Regions from separate parts of the Homo sapiens genome. Here all the other regions are linked to region 2. Evidence: read pairs that join two places in POLR2A ChIA-PET (ENCODE). Cell type or tissue: CD4-positive, alpha-beta T cell. All regions are shown on one strand. Region 1 overlaps ID2 (inhibitor of DNA binding 2). Region 2 has its middle 160 kb from the start of LINC01871. Region 3 overlaps LOC100506274 (a long non-coding RNA gene). Region 4 overlaps LOC100506274 (a long non-coding RNA gene).

Evidence for each region. Peaks named below come from ENCODE experiments on the same cell type or tissue, not always from the same donor. Only the 100,000 strongest peaks of a DNase experiment are listed, where the experiment ranks them.
Region 1: POLR2A ChIA-PET joins it to region 2 with 10 read pairs; 8 of 35 experiments call an interaction of 5 or more read pairs at or near these places.
Region 3: POLR2A ChIA-PET joins it to region 2 with 32 read pairs; 6 of 35 experiments call an interaction of 5 or more read pairs at or near these places.
Region 4: POLR2A ChIA-PET joins it to region 2 with 24 read pairs; 5 of 35 experiments call an interaction of 5 or more read pairs at or near these places.

Annotation. Positions count from the first base shown.
Region 1 is chr2:8,684,403-8,688,402 of GRCh38, reverse strand. It overlaps ID2 (inhibitor of DNA binding 2), which reads right to left. Exons shown (of 3, transcript NM_002166.5): 3 at 3,942-4,000. Among named protein-coding and RNA genes, the nearest start is that of ID2, 4.3 kb to the right of the region's middle. RefSeq lists silencers at 2,441-2,660, 2,681-2,740 and enhancers at 2,245-3,034, 3,035-3,825. In CD4-positive, alpha-beta T cell, CTCF peaks have their summits at 2,203 and 2,410; DNase peaks (open chromatin) are centred at 2,482, 3,062 and 3,712; H3K4me3 peaks cover 1,506 bases; H3K27ac peaks cover 726 bases.
Region 2 is chr2:7,565,573-7,569,572 of GRCh38, reverse strand. No RefSeq gene overlaps it. Among named protein-coding and RNA genes, the nearest start is that of LINC01871, 160 kb to the left of the region's middle. In CD4-positive, alpha-beta T cell, a CTCF peak has its summit at 1,672; a DNase peak (open chromatin) is centred at 1,712; H3K27ac peaks cover 1,884 bases.
Region 3 is chr2:7,425,123-7,429,122 of GRCh38, reverse strand. LOC100506274 (a long non-coding RNA gene) reads right to left here. Exons shown (of 6, transcript NR_038432.1): 2 at 2,104-2,272; 3 at 667-735. Among named protein-coding and RNA genes, the nearest start is that of LINC01871, 300 kb to the left of the region's middle. In CD4-positive, alpha-beta T cell, CTCF peaks have their summits at 1,450 and 1,655 (motif pointing left); a DNase peak (open chromatin) is centred at 1,632.
Region 4 is chr2:7,448,287-7,452,286 of GRCh38, reverse strand. It overlaps LOC100506274 (a long non-coding RNA gene), which reads right to left. Exons shown (of 6, transcript NR_038432.1): 6 at 2,033-2,403. Among named protein-coding and RNA genes, the nearest start is that of LINC01871, 280 kb to the left of the region's middle. In CD4-positive, alpha-beta T cell, no CTCF peak of the experiment used is centred here; DNase peaks (open chromatin) are centred at 1,326 and 1,616; H3K27ac peaks cover 3,237 bases.

The DNA of each region.
Region 1 (4,000 bases), 1.1 Mb before region 2:
TTACTTTATAGCCATTTTAGATCTTTTGTTTCTAATCTTTCTCTTCATTTTAGCTACTGATTCTCTCATGGTAAATTGTTTTCAGTGTTTTTAAAATTTTTGAATTATAAACTGACTTTCACCCAACCGTGAAAATGTGAGAATTCTGTGTAGTCTGTATTGAGAAATTTTCTCTCCAGAGAAGAAGCTTTGCATGTGCCACTTCCAAGCACTCCAGGGGTATCACCAGCCAGAAACCCATTTTTGTGTTAATTTCTCAGCATCAAAATTTCTCAAACCAAGTGGGTAGTACATATTTGAATCTCCATTGCCCATAAGGGCATGTTTATGGGTAAAAATTTTCGGAGGAGATTTTCATTTCCCTCTTGAGCTCAGGTTCACACACAAGCTTCCTTATGATCTTCCTGAGCTAATGAGTATTATTTTTTTCTAATCAATAACCGACATTTCAGGCCTTCCAGGATCCTGGGTGGTAGTATCAGTTTCAATGCCCTGCTTCACAGGGTTGTAAAAACTTGTCTGTAATTCCTGTTTGGCCAATGCCCTAGTTTACTGGGATTGGTGCCCTCACTCAGGACTGCCACAAATGTGTGCATGCTCTTCCCACTGTCCTTCTGTTGCATCTTCCTTCAGGGCCTCTGGAAAATCTCCTTCCTTCCTTACAGTCTCAGGCGGTGCTCCTCATAATGCCTACTTTAGTCAGCAATAAACAAAACACATGTTGTTGAGCTTCTCAACTTATGCTGCCTCTGACTCAAATTATCTTTAATTAAATTAATTAATTAATTAGTTTTCTGAGACAGGGTCTCGCTCTGTCACTCAGGCTGCAGTGCAGTGGCACAATCATGCAGCCTTGACCTCCTGGGCTCAAGAGATCCTCCCACCTCAGCCTCCTGAGTAGCTGGGACTACAGGCGTGCACTACCACACCCAACTAACTTTTGTATTTTTAGTAGAGATGGGGTTTTGCCATGTTGCCCAGGCTGGTCTTGAACTCCAGGGCTCAAGCGATGCACCCACCTTGGCCTCCCAAAGTGCTGGGATTACAGGCGTGAGCCACTGCCCCTGGTCTTCAAAGTATCTTTATGATGAAATAGAAAAACATCCAACACCTTTTCTGGATCAGCATCCAGAAAGACACTCAAAGTCTGAAACCCCTTTTCCGGTAGCAAAATGCATCAAAAATTGGAAGGATGTATGGGGTGTCAAGCTGAAGGGGATTGGGATGGCTCTGCACCTGCCCTGCAGAGAGCCGCACAAATTATTAGCTGTGGATTTTAAAAGCTCTATAAAGCAGCTCCTTATTGACAAGAATATTATTTTCTATTAGAGTCTACATCTTCACCCTCTACTTGAAAGTCCTTTTTATGTTCCTGAAAAAGCGCTGGACTGAGTTCGTCTGCCCACTGCCTGGTTGTGTGCTGTTGGCTACTCAATGCTCACCTCTGAAATAGACAGACTACACGTTAGCCGACCTTCAGGGATGCACTCATGGCTTTGAACGCTAAAATTAAATGTAAACTGACCTGTACATTTATTGCTTGAGGTTAGTATGATCTTGATTCAAAAACCAGTTACAGACAACACAAGAAAGTAAATCACAGTTCCATTTCATTTTCAAAAATAAAATATTGGCTAACAGAATCCACGGTGGATATAAAAAGTAATAATATATGATGTTCACGTAGGAGTTATTTCAGAAATGCATGGCTAGTTCAGTATCAGAAATATCAGTGTAATCCACCAGACAAAAATAATATCAGTAAATGCAGTCAAAAGTATTTTACCAATTGACTCACGAATTATGATTTAAAATTCTCAAAAAAAAAAAAAAAAAAAAACCCCTTCCAACAAGCCTAGCAATTGAAAGGCTCTTCCAAAAATTGAGAAACAGTATCTATTACAACAGAAGCCTACAGTCACATCCTACTAAATGGAAGAAATGTGATCGATTCTCATTAGGATTTGGAATAAGAAAAGGAGGCCGACTCCCACCTCCCACTGCTTTAACTAACACTGGCGTTCTTGGTTAATAGTTATTAAGCAGTTCAGAAAAATTAAAACAAAATTTAACAAAACATCCAGGAAAGAGAAGGGAAAGCATTCTGGCTTTCATGTGACTTCACAATTCATTTATCCCCACAATCCAAGCATAGTCTCTTTGAGACTAGGATCCTGTCTGATCTTTTTAAAAATCTCTGGGACAGCACCTAGCATAGAGGTTGGCAGCAACTACTAATTTGCAAAAGGGGATCCTGTCTATGCTATGCAGTAGCAAAGATTACATGAGATCCACACGTGGAAACGGCTGTACACATGCTGGAGCAGCACTCATTTGGAAAGGCCGCACTCCCTGGCGTTTTCTCCCGGGACCTCCTCCACCCCACGGATTGCTCCTCGGGTTCCCAGTGCCCGGGCCCCAGGCCCACCAGGCCCCGCGCGAGAGCCGCCGTCCTCGTGTCGGCCAGCAGGTGGCGCCCGGGCTCCACGGCCGGAGTCGGGCAGCGCGGCTGGCGCCGCGGGAAGTCGCCTCCGAGAGGGGCTGCTGCGCCTCGGCTGCGGCTCCAGGGGTCCCGGGGCCAACGTCGCCAGCGGTGCCCGGCAGGGGCTCGAAAGGGCCCGGGCCGCCCCACAGTCCCGCCCGCACTGCTTCCGTCCGGGGACGCTCCCCAGGGCCGTCCGAGCGGACTACGCGCGGGTCCCCGTGGCTGGGGGGCGAGCGTGCGGCCGGCGTCTGCGCCTCTCCCGGAGGCGAGGCGGGGGTCGGGTTGGGACCAGAGCGCGCTTCCCTCCCCGCCGCGCAGAGGTCGGCCGGGGCCGCGGCTGGCGACAGGTGGCGGGGACCTGGGGGCCAGGTCCGCGGGTAGCCTGCGACGGGGAAGACGCCCCTACGGCCCTCAGGGCTTCCTCCGGGTATGATGATCAACCACACGACCGCCCCGCGCTGGCCCCGGCAGAGCCCAGTCCCCGGCGCGGGTCCGCAGGGCGATCCGGGCGGCCGCGGCTCCACGGCCCCCGCCCTCCTCCAGCGCCAGCGCCCGCGGGGAGCGATCGGGGGTCAGGGCGGGGAGACGCGCGGACTCCTCGGTGGCGCCGCCCGAACACCTGTTCCGCCCCAGGTGAGCTGCTGCCCCGCCCGGATCCCTTCCTCCCCCGGTTCGCGTCCACCTGGGACCCGCCTTCCAGAGCCTCCCAGCCCACCTCGCGCCCCGGGACTGAAAACGCAGACCAGTCTTGAGCACGTGGCCACCCGCGGTCTTTGGCTGGGAAAGGCTTCTGCCCGCTGCCTCTTCCTTCCAGTCCAGGGCGGCAGTCAAGGCTGAGGGCGATCGAAAAGTCCGGGAAAATGCGCCCGGCCCAGCCCCGTCTCCGGAGGCCCGGAGGTGGGTGGGGTGTGGCGGGGGGGCTACAGGTGTGGACGCAGGCGAAGCCAAGGAGGCCTCAGGAGCCCGGGGCCAGGTGACAGCTTAGTTCCCTGTGCAAACAGTAACCCTCGGGTGTTTCTGCCTTCCCTTAAACCTGAAATCATGTTCTGAATTCTGTACAGCCTCTTTTCTTCTCCTGATTAACTTTCATTTACTCCAGAGAAGCGTCTTAACGCCCACTCAGACAGGTAGTGCTTCCACACTCCCAGACTCAACTCATTCTTGGCTTTAAACTCAGCCCTGAGGCACAGAACCAAGCTTTCTCTTAAGGACTCGAGGCACTTCTGTGCTCAAAGCCTCCCCAGTCCCTGTCAACTCAGCCCTCTGCCTTACCACACATCTGATAAGATTCTCTGTACACAAGTAAAAGCTTCAGGGGTGCTGCTGGTGGGGGGATGAAGGAGAAGGGGATAAAGAAAACAATGTGTGTGTGTGTGTGTGGGGGGGGGGGCCGAGAGGGGGAGACAGGGAGAGAAAAGAGCTAGTGAATGCCAGAGATCTTAAAAACCACTCGGAATTCAGGTATTGACTTCAGACATGTTTTATTATAATCTTATACAGTCTACATAAATTTGA
Region 2 (4,000 bases):
CAGTTCAGCTTTGATGGCCCCAGCTGTGATGGCACCTTGAAGAGTTATTCTGAAGAAGAATGAAACAATGTAGGTATAGCCCCCAGCATGGCAACATCACTCATACGTGTGGGACAAATTGGCCAGGCCCCAGCTCAGTGGAATTCCACTAGGCATGTTGGCTGAGAGTGAAGAGAATAGCCCAGCAGTGCTTACCTCCTGTGGACTAGTGTATATTTCTTTTTTTTTTTTTCTTTTTTTGAGATGGAGTTTTGCTCTTGTTGCCCAGGCTGGAGTGCAATGGTGCAATCTCGGCTCACCATGACTTCTGCCTCCCAGGTTCAAACAATTCTCCTGCCTCAGCCTCCCAAGTAGCTGAGATTACAGGCACGTGCCACCACGCCTGGCTAATTTTGTATTTTCAGTAGGCATGGGGTTTCTCCACGTTGGTCAGGCTGTTCTCAAACTCCCGACCTCAGATGATCCCCCCGCTTCGACCTCCCAAAGTGCTGGGATTACAGGCGTGAGCCACCGCACCCTGCCGGCTAGAGTATATTTCTCACTATTGGAAGAGAACGATGGCTTGGTGGAACAGCATCGGGCTTAGATTTAAGGGTCTGGGTTGAAACTCTGGCTGCAACACAAATGTTGAGCCTTTTGTGGAGTCACTTAAACTCTCTTAGTCCCCATTTCTCTGTCAAACGACTATCATAAGACCTACTTCTCAGAGTGACCATGAAGCCTAAAGGAAGTCATATATGTGAAAGCACCCAGAGTGTGCCAATGAATGTATTAGAGTTGACACTTCACACTAGAGTAGCCTTTTTCTGTTGTTTTTTAAATCACTGCTACTACAGACCAGAGAATAGTTATCTATTAGTTGTGTATTTTCTTGCATAGCACTGAGCTAGGAACTGATGAAGCAGAGGCCAACCAAACAGACATGCTCCCTGCTTGTCTGACTTTTCATCTATGTAATAACTTTGAATAACTCCTTAAAATAAATAAAGATAAATGCTCACTCTTATATGGTAAAGAAACTGAGGTATAACAACTTTAAGACAAAGACAAACAATATTTTGACATGTCATGGGGTCTACCAAAGTACCTTGACTATAACATGTATAGAATTAAAGATGCATCAAAACATGCATGAAGAATTCCGAGACAGAAAGAAAAGTTGTCGGCAGTGGGGGGTTTTCTAAAGAGAAATGAGCAGCAGTCTCCCAGGAGCCACACCCTGTCTCTCAGCCATGTTTTATTTATTGAACATGGGACTCTGGCAGGAGGACATGTGTCTTCTCTTTAACCTCAATGAGAGAATGCGGGGAATGGCCCCAAGCAAAGGAGGTCCTGCCCATCCTTGGGCAAGAGTCATATGTGCTTCTCCTCCATCACCCCAAGCCGATGCCTCATTTTCCAAACCAGCCTCCTCTCTACACCCCTGTCCCTACAAATGCTTGACTGGCTAAGAGGATGGATGGGCATTTGGCAGATGAATTCGGGGCTGCTCAGTATACTTGGACTTTGGCCAGTGCTTTGAGATTGAGGTGGGCATAGAAAAGTGTTAGCTGGAAGACAGCTGCAATTCTAAGTTGGGAGAGCACAGGGCAGTGCACTCTCTTTCCTCTGAACTTGTAGCTGAAAGAAGCTCGCTGCTGCCACACACCTGTGACTTTGTGTGAGATGTGAGCTGCCGGTCCCAGGGAGCCCCTCAGAGCTGGTGGGAGCAGAGGCACCCTGCACCCTCACAAAGTTCTCCACAGTTCAGCTGCACCTGGGACTGTGTAGGTGTGTTTTTCTCCTCTTGTTGATTTGGTTACCGAAAAGAGCTTTTGATGGAGACCACATCCTTTTACTGAGTATCAAGAAAGTTTATTAAAAGTAGCTCAGAGAACACAATAAAACCCCCAACTATCTGATTCAATAGTGCTCGCCTGACTTTCCTTTCTCTGTCACCAAGTTATAAACACACCTTCTGTAATCAGCTGTACTTTCCATCTTGAAAGGATATTTCAGAAAGGGAGATAAGACAAACGGGCAATGGCAGATGATAAATCAGAATGTATATTGGATTCTTTTAAAAAGATATGGTAAATTCTCATTCAAAGTATACAAAAGCATGTATTGCTGAGTTACAAATACTGATATGCTTTAACTCGTTCTATGATAACAGCCAGGAATGTATCTAAGATGGCATATAACTTTCAAAGAGTCCTTTCCCTTCCGTGCAAATGTTGTTGCTGAGAGTGTCTGCAGCCTGCATGAACTGGCATGTACTGCCAACAGGTACAGGAGCATTCTAAGCAGAGGGAAGATTTAAGTCTTTAGTCCATCTTGGATTAATTTTTGTATAAGGTGCAAGGAAGGGATCCAGTTTCAGCTTTCTACATATGGCTAGCCAGTTTTCCCAGCACCATTTATTAAATAGGGAATCCTTTCCCCATTTCTTGTTTTTGTCAGGTTTGTCAAAGATCAGATGGTTGTAGATGTGTGGTGTTATTTCTGAGGGCTCTGTCCTGTTCCATTGGTCTATATCTCTGTTTTGGTACCAGTACCGTGCTGTTTTGGTTACTGTAGCCTTGTAGTATAGTTTGAAGTCAGGTAGCGTGATGCCTCCAGCTTTGTTCTTTCGGCTTAGGATTGACTTGGCAATGTGGGCTCTTTTTTGGTTCCATATGAACTTTAAAGTAGTTTTTTCCAATTGGTAGCTTGATGGGGATGGCATTGAATCTATAAATTACCTTGGGCAGTGTGGCCATTTTCACGCAGAGGGAAGAGCATGTGCAAGGGCAGAAAGGAGTGCCCAGTGTGGAGACTCTGCAGCTGAGAGGTTACACACACTCACTTCTCATTTTAGGCTTACAACAGTCAAGGGAGGTTGTAAGGGATATGTAGGTAATGTGGTTTAAGAGGTCAAAGATCAGAAAAATTACACATTGCAAAAGCCACGGCTTGAAAGGCAAAGAGAACAGGAACTCATAGCTTGGACACTTACTAGCCGTGAGGCATTGAGTAAGTGATCAGCCTCAATGTCTCTGTCTTTAGAATGGGCATGATGATGCCCACTTCATAAGACTTGCTTTAAAGATTGCATTAGGAAAAAAATGTAAATCCTAACATCATGTAGCAGATGCTCGAAAAGTGTCCTTTTTCTTCTCTTTTCCCACTTTCTTTTTACCTTCCCGTCACGTTCCAGTCCTGTCTCCTCCATCCACCATTCTTGGTGCTGTTTCTTCCCTCTGTGCTTTCCAGGAAGCCCTTCTGGAGCCTATTTTTGAAAGGGGTGAAATTTCTCCTGGCCCTGAGGCCTCACCTGACTTCTCCCTTTGGCACCCAGGCTGCTCTGCCTCCAAGGCTCCAGCATGTTCTTCCCCAGAGTAGGCTCTGAATTGTACATTTTTATTGTTTCTCAACCTGGTGCTTAATGGAGGTTTAACAAATGTTTGCTGCCGATCATGAAATAGTCTTTTTCAAGCCAGAATTATGGAACAATTACAGTGTCAAAGGGAAGGTTGGCTGCCATTTATGTGAAGGTTAATTGTTAATAGAGCCACCAAAAGAGGACATCTCACTGCTCTGAAGCCAGAAGTGAAGAAAAGGCTCAACATCAGAAATATTTCTCCTTTTTAACAAATCATTTTTAAGAGAAAGACTTTTGAAATACATCGTTCTTTGACACGAGCTAAGACATCAAATACACACAGCTGAGTCACTGAAAATTAATAAAGAGCAGACATGGGCAGAGATACAGATTACATTAGTAAATTACTGAGTTTATGTTCAGCATGTTGCCTTCCAGGTATGATCCCGTATAATCAATAATCTTTGGATGTTCTGCAAAAGAGACATGCTACCGACTGAAAGTCAGTATCCCCTCAAAATTCATAGGTTGAAGCCTTAATCCCTAACGTGATGGTCTTAGGAGGTGGGGCCTGAGAGTGGTGATCAGACCCTGAGGTTGCAGTCCTCATGAATGAGATTAGTGCCCTCAAAAAGAAACACAAAAGAGATGAGCTCT
Region 3 (4,000 bases), 140 kb after region 2:
CATGCCTGGTGGTCACTTATTTCCTTCCTCAGAACCTCGGCATCTGGGTATGCTTTGATCAAGGTCTTCTTGCCCTAGTAAGGGTCTCTCTTTGACGGGAGTTACTCTAGCACACTTTTGCTCCCGTGTTCATGGCTCACGTCTGTTCCGCGGGGAAAAATCCCACGTGCTTCCTCAAAGGTCAGCCTCCTCCACTCAGCGGTCCCACGGCTGCCTCCCACTTCTCACCCTCCCAGTATTTGCGGAGCGAGCCAGACGTGACTTCACTGTGTCCACCAAAATACAACCACAATATCTGGCTCGTGAGTGATTTCTTTAAAGTGCCTTTTCTTTGACTGGGGATGACAAGGGAGAGCATCTTCATTCTTTGTAGTTCATCAAAACTCATCTGAGGAAAATCTTGCTCCAGCTCTGGCTTCCTTCAAACCTTTCATATCATCAGATGGGTGAGGGGTGATGAGCTGTGCAATTGGTCTTCTCTTCCTCTTTCTAAATCCAGCCTCAAGATCTTGCACCTCGTTGTGGAGTAAGACATCTGTTGATTTATTAGTTCCTCAACTGAAATTTCCATTTTATCATTCTGTTAAATTTTAATTAATAAATTCCAAATTAGAGGAAAATATTATATGTCTTACAAAAATGCCATTTATACCTTCTCTTCCTTACCATGTATGAAGCTTTATCAAGATAACAAAAAGGAAAAGACATCATCGTTTCCCATGGTGTTTTTGTGACCTAAAGGGAAAGTAGAAATACAAAGAAATCATTAGAATGCAGGATGCGCAAAGTTGGGAGGAGCTATGTGGAAGAATGCACAGATGAAGGAACTTTGGAGTTAGGTTTTAAACAAAAAATTTGCTGGCTAGAGAAAGAGCTACAGGGAGCTAGAGAAAGAGCTACGTCCGTCCCTGTCTTTCCAGGCAGGGATGGGAGTACTTACAATGACTTGGGGCTGTAAAATAGAAGATGTCAAAGGCAAAGAAGAAATATGACAGTGATTCCACTGCACTCGGTCATATATACCAAGCAGCTTGCTTGGGTTTTGGAGGTAATGATGAACTAAAATCAAGTCTTGATGACTCACTGGGTGTGATAATTGAGGGGCAAAAAAAGTCAAATAAATCACGAAAATATTTTATATCACAAAATTGGCTTTATAGCCTTGCCAATGGCTAGATATTAGGGAGATTGGAAGGCTGGTGATAAGATGTCCCAGATGATGGGTCTGTGATGCCTGTGGGGCCTGTGGGTGGAGACATTCAGCATCAGTGCGATAAGTCCAGAAGTCCGGTGAGAGCCCAGGCTGAAAGGAGAGCTGGACACATTGCCTCACCGCTTTCAGTTTGCTTTGCTCTCCATCTCATGACACAAAGCCATGAAAAAATGGGTATTCGAATATGACTTTTGAAACCACTGATACATAAAATAGACACATCTCTTATGTGCATGCTCATTTGAAATAAAGCTGCATAGGTGATAGATAAACCTTAGAATATTTGGTCCAAATGGATATTTAAGAGACCACTGAGGAAGACTATTTCTAAAGACATTTCACCTCTCCCCACCCCAAGCAACACCTTAATTACAGCCACACAAAAATGCATTCAAAATCCAAATTTTGTTGCAACACAGTGCCATCTAGTGTTCAATCCGACTAATACCAAGAGACAATTCCCCAGGGATGCATTGAAGCTCATTCGGACTGAAAACCTGACCCGGGTGTTAAAGGAAAAGTTTTAGATGAAAAGCAAAGTCTCATTGTCTAGTCTTCCTTCTAGTGAGTGGTAATGCTCTGTATGTGTTTAGACATAAAGAAGCAGATGTGTTCATCAAGTTTGATTCGGAAGTCGTGCTTTTAACCTAGAGCCATGCACCTTCCTCATCTGATGAAAGTCTTCCTGGCATATTTGCTTTTGAATAAGATTTTTAGTTAATTATAATATAATTATTAGAATTTGGATTATCCATTTTAATTATAGTCATTAAAATTTTATGTAAATATAATTACCCCAAATATTATGTTGGCTTGAAATTGCAAGATTGGTTTGCAGATAGTTGTATTCTCAACTGCTAGACTCAGAAGGGCAGAGGCAAGAAACGTACCTATTTGTCTTAGCGGATTTTCACATCTGGAACAGCATTGCAGAAGTGTGTAGCTTGGTGTGGGAGCCTTCCCCAGGACGAGCGTAACCTGTGTTCTTGCCCCAGTGTTGTCATTAACCTGCCGTATGACCTACAGCAAGACGCTTAAGCCTGTGAGCCGTGTCTGTAACTTAGGAATAAAACAGGGTGATCTTTCTCATGTGCTTACCATAAACTCGATGATATGCTTCCTTTATTTTATTTTGTCAATCTTCACTACTTCACTTTGCTATACATGTTATGTTCCTTGTTTTATAAATGAAGAAATTAAATTCAGAGAGGAGAAAGTGAATATGCAGGCGGTCAGCTTGTCCGTGGCAGACCTGGTGGGGTGAGCCAGGGTGACCTGTGTCCAAGGGGACCCTGTCTTTGTATGCATCGCAGATATCATATACATCGCATCATTTAAATTCGAGGTACAGTAAAGCATCATTCAGTAGAGCCTGAAAGTTTCTTCACAGAAGCAAATGTTAAGAGGATTTCATAGATCTACCCCTATCTATGTCTATTTCTGTATCTCTATCTGCCTCTATTTCTATTGATTATCATTTACCAAGCTAGGCATCTACCTATCTACGTATTATCTCTGCCCACATTCATCTATCTATTCGTCTATAAGCTATATCTGTATTATATAGCTATCGATCTGTTTATCTGCTTATCTATCCATCTATCTATCATCTGCCTATCCCCAAGAAGCAATTGGTTCAAGGAAAAATATGTTATTAATAGTGATGCCAACATTAGATGATTTGGGTTTGGCAGTCTCCGCAAAGGAATGCTAATCTTAAGAACTTTATTTAAATACCCCATTTCATGTTTCAGCTCATGGCAACCTTACAGTTTAGATATTGATATTTACTACTGTCCAGATAAAAGGCTGATAATACCTGCTTTCTAACTTTCCTGTGATAGAATTCTGTCTGGAATTAAAATAAAATCAAGCTGTTATTCTTCAAGACCTCACGTTAGTAAAGGTTTTTATGAGTTTGTACTACCCAACTTTTGTGACTGTGAAGGGAGTGGGTTTTCTCATGTGCTGCTGGTGTGGGTATAAATGGGGCAGCCTGAGAGTAGAAATCTGATGTTATTGTTCGTGTCTGCAAATCTGCATCCCCTGTCTCAACAGTCTGACTTTTTATTCTACAATTTTTTTCTACTCATGCAAGTACAAATACTTGTATTCACTGCATTATTTATTGCAGTATTTAAAATACTAACTTTGAAGACAATGCGATTGCCCAGCCAAAGAATAATATTAAATAATGTAGAGTCCATCCATATAACACCATGCAATCTATGTAACTGTTACAAAATTATGCTATATTTGTGTGTACCGTCATATAAGGAGATCTAAGACATAATCTTCAGTGAAAAACTGCAAGTTGCAAACCTATATATTGAAAGCATATGTGCATGTGTGTTAACCACATTTACAGAGTGGTTATTATGTTCCAGACATTGGTCATAGAAGTTTACAAATATTAACTCATTTAATTATCATAATAGCACTATGAAGAAGGAGCCATCATTAATCCTCTAGATAAGGAAACTGTGACGTGGAAATGTTAAATAACTTGCCAAATGTACCTCTCTCTCTCTCTCTCTTTCTCTCTCTCTCTCTTTGTCCCTCTCCCTGTCCCTCTTCCTACCTCTGTCTCTACTTCCACATTCGCGTATGCAATGGTGTCTACATAGGTAGCAACATTTTTTCTTTTCTTTTCTTTTTTGAAATGGAGTTTTGTTCTTGTTGCCCAGGCTGAAGTGCAATGGCATGATCTCGGCTCACCATAATCTGTGCCTCCCGGGTTCAAGCAATTCTCCTGCCTCAGCCTCCCAAGTAGCTAGGATTACAGGC
Region 4 (4,000 bases), 120 kb after region 2:
TCTGAGCATACCATCTTTCCGCCTGGCTCGTTGATTAGCTGCAATATGGGTCTGGTATACATTTTACAAGTGAGATGCATTGATGGGTGGGGTTAAGTATCCCTGGCCAGGAAAGAATGAGAACACACAGCAGTGGACTCTCTAGGGTGGCCACTTCGTTGGGGGCAGCACTGACAAACACAGGAGGACACAAGCGCAAAGATGGGCTTGGCTTTTTCTCACAATTTTGCCTCAAGTCAGACTTGTTTGCCTCCTAGGAACTGTTTGCTAGAATAAGAGTGTGAATGTCAGGAAAATACATGTGCCCCCACACACTTCTGTAGAGCACATATGTTGCCAGCTACAGTAAACAAAAGTGCCTTATGCAAGCAGGACTAATGCAAGAAAAAAAAAAAGGCTGGGGCAAGTGTGGAAGGATTTAGACTCGAGTCCTGAATTCAAGACCCAAGTCCTTCACTTTGTGCCCTGTGATTATCCTGGATACAAATCTCTTGGCTCATCTGGGCCTAAGTTTTGTTTTGTTTAATTTCATGCATAAAATGAGGAGACTGATAACAATCCCTACCTTGGAGGATGGTTTTAAAGATCAAGGAGCTAATGCAGGGGATCTCAACCTCAATGCTACTGACACTTTGAGCTGAATAGTTGCTGTGGAGGTGTGCCTGGGCATGGCAGGGGTCCCTGGCCTTTCCCCACCAGACGCTAATAGAACTCCCTCCTTCCCTAGTTATAGCAGCCAAAGATGTCTCCAGACTTCGCCAAATGTCCCCTGGAAGAGCAAAATTGGCCCCAGTTGAAAACCACTGATTAAATGTATATACAATTATTTGAAAGAGGAGAGAACTCTCTACACATTTGTTAGGCATGGAGATAGAAATAACAATGAGGAGGTGACAACATTTACATATTCTAAGTGGGTATAGTGGAAGTCGGGCATAAACTGATGCCCAATGTCAAGTTGATGGGGTAGGAAATCAGATTAATTCAGCCTGATATATTATGGCTTGATACTACTGTGAAAATGCCATATTTAATTAAACAAATTCTGTTTCTTTCTTCCTAGTAAAGGGGAAGGGAAAAAAGAAAATGAGTAACACATTAAATTGCAGGATATTAATTATACAGAGCTACATATTAACTGTTATGCATCCTAAGGAGCTAATTTTCTTCACACTGTTATTATTATTTGTTACTTGTATAGCACCGTTGATGTAAACAGACTGTTTTAGAAATACGCCCATAAAGTTCACTGCTGTTCCGTGAGTGTGCTGTATAATTACGCATTTACCTTCTAGTAAGCAAGTGAGAAGCACAGCTCACTCACGGCAAAAACCCATTGCAGTCGCGTTGATCTGACTTTCTAAAAATCTCTGAGTAGCAGCTACAACATGTTGTGCTGGAAACAGAATTGATATCATCTGAATAAACAAGAGTCTTGAGAAGAAATCTATTTTTGTTATATATATTTTTTTACATTAAAGAAAAGGGCCAGTCTTTCTCAGAAAGAGTTTCACACCGGGGGTATTTTTCAGAGGAGGGGTATTTTTTGGTTTTCTGTTTTCTCTTCTGTGGGGCTGATCCATCCCTGTCAAGTCTGCAAAGTGTGTTGTGCGTGGGTGGAAAGGCAAACCACACAGAACATGCTCTTTGCCATAGTCAGGTCACCTTCAATACCACATGACGAGTTTCTTAAGAAGGGAAAAAAAATGCAACAAAAAGAAAACACACAGACACAAATGATTGAAAAACCAATATGAATTATATGCCAAAAGGTGGCTTCACATTTTCAGCTCAGATCACCAATGTCAGCAAAACCCTTTCCCACCGTGTGTCAGCCGTGGACAGGTGGAAGATGGAGGGCGGCATGCAGGCCTCTCTGTCATGGAGCAGCTGGGCTGGTGCTGATGAAATCACCATTGATCCACCCCGTAGTATGGACTGTAGATGATTTCTAGCTTAGACACATTTGTAGGCAATCTTTTGGGGAATGGAGTGTAATCACTGTATTGGTCAAAAATATTCACACTTCCTGTTTTTTGTTTTTTGTTTTCTTTTTATTCTGCACATGGCTTGGAGCAATGAACACCTAAGATTCCGGATACATTTCTTTAAAAAGGATATATTGCTTGTATGGCTCAAACAGAACTCCTCATAACAAACAATCTTTCAGTTTCATGAGTAAGGTTGTGGTCCTCAACTTTGACAAGAATGGCAGCCTCACTACTTATTTATCAAAGAAAATGGCTCCAAAATGGAAACTACACATCTCTTGGGCTCCAGAGTCCAGGATGTTATGTAGCTGGTGAACTTCTCAGGCAGATAAACTTATAAGGCTTGAAAAATCTGTTGACTGGTTCCCTTGCAAATTCCAAGAAGTAGATGTATACAGTGATGGGTATTTATCTTTAGGGAAAAAATGAAGATTGAAAATAAGAAAAAAACAATATTTGAATAAATAAATTCTCATCACACAAATTTTTTTAAAATATCTGTCTTTTCTCCTCACCAAAGATGATGGTTATGGGTGTTTTAGCCTGGAGAAAAACAAAAAAATCTTTGTCCAAATACATATAAACCTATAAAAGTATGTTTAAATTTCTCTACATATTAAGGATTTTACCTAGTTCTCCAATTAACAATTAGATGATTTTATACATTTTTCAATTCAATCTATTTGTCAGATGTGCTGTATTCTTAACAGGAATGCTCAGTAATTCTCCACCAAGGAGGAAGTCAGATGTGGGGAGGGGTGTGGAGCTGCCATGAGAGAGCAGGTGTTTCTCTCCCCCTCCCCTTAGATGGTGAGGGAGGAGAACCACTGACACAGGAGAAGTCCTGGGGTGCTGTGATCATTGTTATTCTCTAAGGCAGACATTTCACTCAGAGATGAGACTTCAAGGGTGAATTTCCAACACTTGGAACAAATACTTCATGAATTTACCAAAAGCCTGATTACCTCAGATGTAAGTTGAGATGATTTAACACACAGTATTTCAAGAAGTTTATTTTTAGGAAGATAATGGAAAACAAAGTTTATCCAAGCACTATGAGACAATAACTTAGGTGAGACATAGAAACGCATTCCAATACAGCAAATTTAAATAGAAAGGAAGGCGAGTGCCTAGCTGGTAGTTTTATGCCTCATTCTGTGAAAGCAGAGATAAAAGTCAGGTTACATGGGAGCCATGTGAAGCTTTCTTTGCTGCGCACTCCTGCCCTTACCTGTGAGCACACGGTATGTGTGTGAGTGCTCTGTCCCAGGCCTGATTCTTACCCTTTGGGGCTCGTGATGCAGCCAGCTCTCCGTGAAGTCCATCTCACATCTCAGTACCCAAGGCCTCTTTAGAAAATAAAATTTATGTAGGAAATAAACTGTGCTTTTATGTTGTTACAAAACAATAGAAGCGGGACCTTCACCTGCCTTCCCTGTTCTCAGCAGTTTGAGATGACATGTGGGTGCTCACTGTCACCTCTTAGAATCACATGTTACGCCTTTTCCAGGATAGTCCCCAGTGAAAACCTCCCAGACTGTGGAGGGAGCATTTGAGAGCACCACGAGGGCGATGAGACTCAGGTAACGGCAGGGACTAAGGTGAAGGCTCCTAGGGAGGAGACCCAGCAGGGGTGCCTGATCCAGACTGGGGGATCTGGAGTACAGGGTTTTGTCATGAAGAAAGCAATTTTAATCAGGAAACAGCTAGCTTGGTGAGAGTGAATTGGGGAGGCAGAGAGTTCTGGGCAGATAGAACTGTAGGTGATAGATTCGGAAGCCAGAGACCCTGGAACATTCTAGGAGCTTGAAAAATTTCTGTGTGGGTCCAGTTAGAGTAAGGGGTGGTCGCGAGGTGGGACCCAGCATGCTTAGGCGGGGAGATGCTGTTAATGGAAGGCTCTATTAATGATGGGTAGGGCCAGAGGATTATGAAGGAGTCAATACTAACTTCTAAGGACCTTGCAATACCCACGCAAATTTGCATTTTATTCCTGGGGGGATTCCTGT